Linked DNA regions of Homo sapiens: region 2 is linked to region 1. Evidence: chromatin contacts called from ENCODE POLR2A ChIA-PET data. All regions are on one chromosome and are shown on one strand. The core of a region is the stretch at or near the end of the contact, and the rest is flanking DNA. Distances in the headings are between cores, read along the strand shown.

Region 1 (2,809 bases), core at 120-2,619:
CACATGCACGGCAGGGAACAGCGGCAAATTCATTCCCTGGCTGGCTTCATCAGCCCTCACTGACATCCGCCCTGCGCGGGACTCCCAAGGTAGCAGAGGAGGGGGCGGGCATGCCCAGCACAGCCCAGCATGAAGGCCACCTCCGAGGGCACATGCACGGGGCGTGGGGATCACCGGAGAGAGCAAGGAGGGCTTCGCGGGGCAGGGGGCATTCACATCTTGAAAGCAGATTCGGGGCCTGACTGGGGAAGGGCATGGACGGCACCTAGGGCAATAGGTGCCAAGGTGCAGAGGAGAGTGCCACGGGCACACATGCCTGCGGAGACAGCGGGGCTGAGGGCCTACGGCGTGGATAGTTAGGCCATCAGCCCCGGCTCAGGAGAGAACATGCAGCAGGCTTTTCAACTCTGAACGCACACCAGTCCCCGGGGGGTCCCGGTCAAATGCAGATTCTGACTGGGTAGGTCTGGGGCCAGGCCTGAGAATCTGCATTTCAAATAGCTCCCAGGTAACCCCATGCTGCTGGTCTGGGGATCAGTTTAGAGAATTCTACGACCCAATCACTGGAACCTGGGAATGGGTGTGGACATGGATGGGCAGAGAGGGAAGGGCCAGAGACCACACGCTGTGCAGAAAGGAGCTGGGGAAGGACTGGTTGGGGGAGGGGGTGGGACATGGCTTGGAGGTGCTCCACTTTGGATGCTCCAAGGCCATGCCAGGGAGATGCCTGCAAACGCGAAGCATCTCAGATGATAGAGGGAGAAAGCCCAGAGCCAGGTTCCTGCAGGGCAGTGGAGGGGCTGGGGGAGGCGTCCTGGGCCGCGCCCTTCTGCTCCTTCAGTAGGTCTTGCTGTATCTACTGGGCCGGGTTCCTGGGGGTGGCAGGGAGTGCTGAGGGCTGGCCGGCCAGAGAGAGCAGGTTAAGGGCGATTGCAGCCCCAGCCCGAGTGTCCACAGCCAGAGAGCCTAGGCCCGGGCCTAGCGGGAGCTTTCTGGATGGTGAGCGGGGGAGCAGGACGCTTCCACGCCTGTGTGAGCAACTGGCTGATTCGGCAGAGGGGCTGTCGTGGGGACCCTGTGCCGCTGTCCCAGTCTCTGTGGCCAGGAGTGGGGACAGGGTCACGGGGAGGGCATGGCTGGGCCCTCCGGGCTGGGCTGAGCTCCTCTCTCCCGGCCCGCGGGCTGGGGGAGGGCGGAGAAGGCGCCCCTTCCTGCCTGCACCACGCCGGTCCCCGCGAGGGCGCACAGATTGCGCCCCCACCCTCTCTCCCTCGGGATTTTTTCCCTTTTTAGGTTATCTTGGCTGGAGAAAAGCGCCACCCACCCCCGCTTCTTGTTTTCCCTAACTCCCCAAATGAAATTTCAACATATGTCCCGCGACATAATCCCCTCTGGCTGCGGCCGCCTTCCCGCAGACGCGGTCCCTGCCCGCTCCTCCCGCCGTGTTTACCCAGGAGACGGGGCCGCTTCTGGAAGCCCTTTCACTCCCTTGGGCAAACAGCGAGTACCTTTGAAGGTGGATTTGGACCCGGATCTGTTTACTCAAGACATTAGTCTCCTGCATAAGGAAAACCTGCACTTGCGAACAAACAGCAAATCCTTTTTGAATTAAAAAAATTTTCAATTAAAAAGCATTTGGTCCGCACAGCCCGGTCCAGCTGCGCAGCGCCGGGCCTGCGCCCTCTGGTGGGCACAGGCCGCCACTGCAGCAGCTGGGCAGCCCGGGCCTGAGGCCTCTCTCGGGAAAGAGATGTAACTGTCAGGGGTTCTGCCAGGGGTCCTGGAGGCTCTGCCAGGGGTCCCGGGGACCCTGCCACTGATGGAAGCAGGCGTCTCAGGCCACGGTGCGAGAGTCTCAGCTTCTAAAAGCCTTTTCTCATAGTGAGGTCAGTGTCCTGTGATAGAAGGTGCCAACTGCAGCTTCCAGCAGCACCTGGAAAGCACCCAGCTTCGAGGCAAAGAGGGGGCAATAGAACCTACTGGTCTACCCACAACTAGGACGATTCGTGTGCAAGTGCCTTGAAAGTGAAGAGAATTAGCCCTGGTTATGCATCAGAACCAAAGGCTTTAACCACAGTGATGCATGGCCCCCACCTGTGGTTGGCAGGAGTGGTCCTGGTTTAACCGGCACGGGGACACCAGCATTTTTTGAAAACACTCAGGTGATTTCAGTATTAATTGCACTAATCACCAGAGGGGAAGGCAAGTGCACTGCCCCTCCAGCCTCCTCCCTCCTTCCCACACCAGGTCTCATACTAAACACTCTAGAGGGCTCCAGACGAGAAAAGGCAGTAAGGGGCTGTTCCCAGCACCCGAGCTTTGCAGAGAAGGAAAGTGAAGCCCAAGAAAGGATCTGACTTCCTGAGGTCCCAGAGTGAGCTGGGCAATGCTGGACGAGGCCTGGGCCCAGAGAGGCGCAGGGGGCAGGCGCTGGGCTGGCTGGGAAACCTGCATTAGGGCAGGCATTGGCACCTACCTCTCCTGGGGTGCAACTCCAGCATGGGGGCCAGACCGACAGACATGAACTAGTGAGCTCACGGGTGAATCACGATAGGGCCAGGAATGGTGTAGTCCAGAGGGCAGGGGCTGGGCCAGGTGAGGACAGGTGGGAGGGAACCAAAGGGGCCAAGGCTGGGGCCAACGAGAAGAGTCTGGTGCAGGGGTGGACAGACACTGATGGGTGGGCTTGGGCAGGCGGATGGGCCTGGCCCTAGCACAGGCAGGGAGAGGTGGGGGAGATTCTGTACAGCAGCCCCACCTGTCTGCTTCTCCAAGCCCCCCCGGCTCAGCACTCCAGTCATCCCCCTCC
Region 2 (2,809 bases), core at 191-2,690, 310 kb before region 1:
TTATGACATACATATACAAATATATAAACTGCTTAATACAGACATTGTACAAAGTCTATGCAAAGCACTTTATATGCTCTGTCTCACTTAATCTTCACAGCAACCCACTCAATAGGTATTTTTTACTTCCATTGTACAGAATTGGAGATAGACAAAAAAGCTAAGCAACTTAAGGTCATATAACTGGTAAGCAGTAAAATTGAGATTTAAATCCAAAGTACTTGTTCAGGCCCACTATAGCTTAAGAGGTGGAAAGAAAAGGTGAATATAATTTTTTCTTCTTTTTTTTTTTTTTTTTGAGATGGAGTCTCTGTCGCCCAGGCTGGAGGGCAGTGGTGCCACTTCAGCTCACTGTAACCTCCGCCTCCCAGGTTCAAGCGATTCTCCTGCCTCAGCCTCCTGAGTAGCTGAGACCACAGGTGCGTGACACCACGCCCAGCTAATTTTTGTGTTTTTAGTAGAGATGGGGTTTCACCATGTTGGCCAGGTTGGTCTCGAACTCCTGACCCTCATGTGATCTGCCCACCTTGGCCTCCCAAAGTGCTGGGATTACAGGCATGAGCCATCGTGCCTGGCTGTGAATATCACTATAGTTTCAGAGTATGGAAAGTAAACGTGAATATCATTTTCACAAATAATCTATATAATTTTATTATATACAATGCATTCACAAACTTTCGCACGCTGACCATCCTTAGACTTAAGATGGCCCAAGCCAGGCATGGTGGCTCACTCCTGTAATCCCAGTACTTTGGGAGGCCGAGGCGGGCGGATCACCAGGTCAAAAGATGGAGACCATCCTGGCCAACATGGTGAAACCCCTTCTCTACTAAAAGTACAAAAAAAAATTAGCTGTGCATGGTGGCCCATGCCTGTAGTCCCAGCTACCTGGGAGGCTGAGGCAGGAGAATCACTTGAACCCGGGAGGCAGAGGTCGCAGTGAGCCAAGATCTCGCCACGCGCTCCAGCCTGTGTGACAGAGCGAGACCCCATCTCAAAAAAAAAAAAAAAAAAAAAAAAGACGGCTGGGCACAGTGGCTCATGCCTGTAATCCCAGCACTTTGGGAGCACGAGACGGTGGATCACCTGTGGTCAGGAGTTTGAGACTGGCCTGGCCAAGAAGGCGAAACCCTGTCTCTACTAAAAATACAAAATTAGCTGGGCATGCTGACAGATGCCTGTAATCCCAGCTACTCAGGAGGCTGAGGAAGGAAAATCTCTTGAACCTGGGAGGCAGAGGTTGCAGTGAGCGGAGATTCTGCCACTGCACTCCAGCCTGGGCAACAAGAGCGAGACTCCATCTCAAAAACAAACAAACAAACAAATAAACAAACAAATGAACAAACAAACAAAAACCTTAATAAGATACCAGCAGTTAGTGGGCCGGGCGCGGTGGCTCACGTCTGTAATCCCAGCACTTTGGGAGGCTGAGGCCCGTGGATCACAAGGTCAGGAGTTCAAGACCAGTCTGGCCAAGATGGTGAAACCCCATCTCTACTAAAAATACAAAAAAATTAGCCGGGTGTGGTGGCCGGCACCTGTAATCCCAGCTACTCTGAAGGCTGAGGCAGAGAACTGCTTGAGCCTGGGAGGTGGAGCTTGCAGTGAGCTGAGATCCTGCCACTGCACTCTAGCCTGGGCGACAAAGCGAGACTCTGTCTCAAAAAAAAAAAGATACCAGCAGTTTTATGCCACTTTGCACATGTATTTTATTTTTTTAATCCAATAGCAACAGTTCTAAAACAAACACACCGATGCCAGCCTGTTCCACTATGCTTCTTAAAAGCTATTTGGCTTTTTTTAACGCAGATGAAGGGCAACATACTGAAGAAATCCTGAACTAGATGACCTTCAAGATTCCTTCCAACTTTGATGAGTTTAATAACAGCCACTATTTATTATTCGGCTGAGGAACTCCAAGTCAAATTTTATACGTGATTTAAACACCTATTAAACATCCTAAAAACACAGATGACAGCAATATAATAGGGAAGCAGACCCACCAGCTACTTATTGTGAAGTCCTTCAGAGGTTTCTTTAATCAGAGCATATGGTAACTTGCATGCTTACTATAGAAAGCATATTTAAACATAGTAAATGTTGCTTCAGTAAATTTAAAGCCTGGCACAAATGTACAAAAACACCAATACCCTATGCCTACTCTTTACATTAGTGAAATGCTTTAGAGTTCACAAAGCACACTATGTAAACCTGCGTTGTGCAACACTCCCGTATCATTGCATCCTTTTGAAATATGAGTAAACTGAAGCTCAAATTAAAAGACCTGCCAGTGGTTACACGTCTCAGAAATGGCATGTCAGCATTCAAACAGCAGTATAACTCCAAATCTAACATTTTTCTAAGTTAAGAAAAAAAATTCACTTGGCAGAAAAATTTATCTGACATTAAATGTTCTATCAGTGCAAAGTATGGCATTGATGGGCCTTAGAAGGTGTAACATCTCTTCAGAAGAGAAGAAAGAATCTTCTGGTCTAGAGGAATTAAAAATCTTAACAAAATACATTATTATTTTTGCTAAAAGAGAAATGATTACAGTAAGTAACTTTAAAAATGGTATCGTGATCAAGTTGATAGCTTACCTAATGCAAAGCTGTATTCCTGGGATAGAGTTCCTTATGCCATGGCCATCAAAAAGCAACATGAATAGAATGAGGAAGAAGAACCCATTTCAGTTTTGCTTCAAATTAAAATCACATTGACTTCTGGAAGGAAGAGTAACAGTGAAAATGTAAAAGAGATGCTATGTACACGTGTATTTGCTAATAAACACTAGAGATGTACATTAGCG

What was found. ChIA-PET counts read pairs that join two places held with the same protein, here RNA polymerase II (POLR2A).
Region 2: POLR2A ChIA-PET joins it to region 1 with 11 read pairs in activated CD4-positive, alpha-beta T cell. The contact joins two enhancer-like sites. POLR2A ChIA-PET finds 5 or more read pairs at or near these places in 3 of 52 experiments (HEK293, activated CD4-positive, alpha-beta T cell and activated T-cell).

The regions. Positions count from the first base shown.
Region 1 is chr9:126,498,240-126,501,048 of GRCh38, reverse strand. The region is part of intron 9 of MVB12B (multivesicular body subunit 12B); the gene reads right to left. Among named protein-coding and RNA genes, the nearest start is that of NRON, 89 kb to the right of the region's middle. RefSeq lists a silencer at 1,505-1,799. Within about 2 kb of position 1,369, at least 5 of the 41 ENCODE cell types and tissues checked have a DNase peak (open chromatin) inside an H3K27ac peak, as active enhancers do.
Region 2 is chr9:126,808,707-126,811,515 of GRCh38, reverse strand. It overlaps ZBTB43 (zinc finger and BTB domain containing 43), which reads right to left. Exons shown (of 3, transcript NM_014007.4): 2 at 2,601-2,723. Among named protein-coding and RNA genes, the nearest start is that of ZBTB43, 5.1 kb to the right of the region's middle. Within about 2 kb of position 1,440, at least 4 of the 41 ENCODE cell types and tissues checked have a DNase peak (open chromatin) inside an H3K27ac peak, as active enhancers do.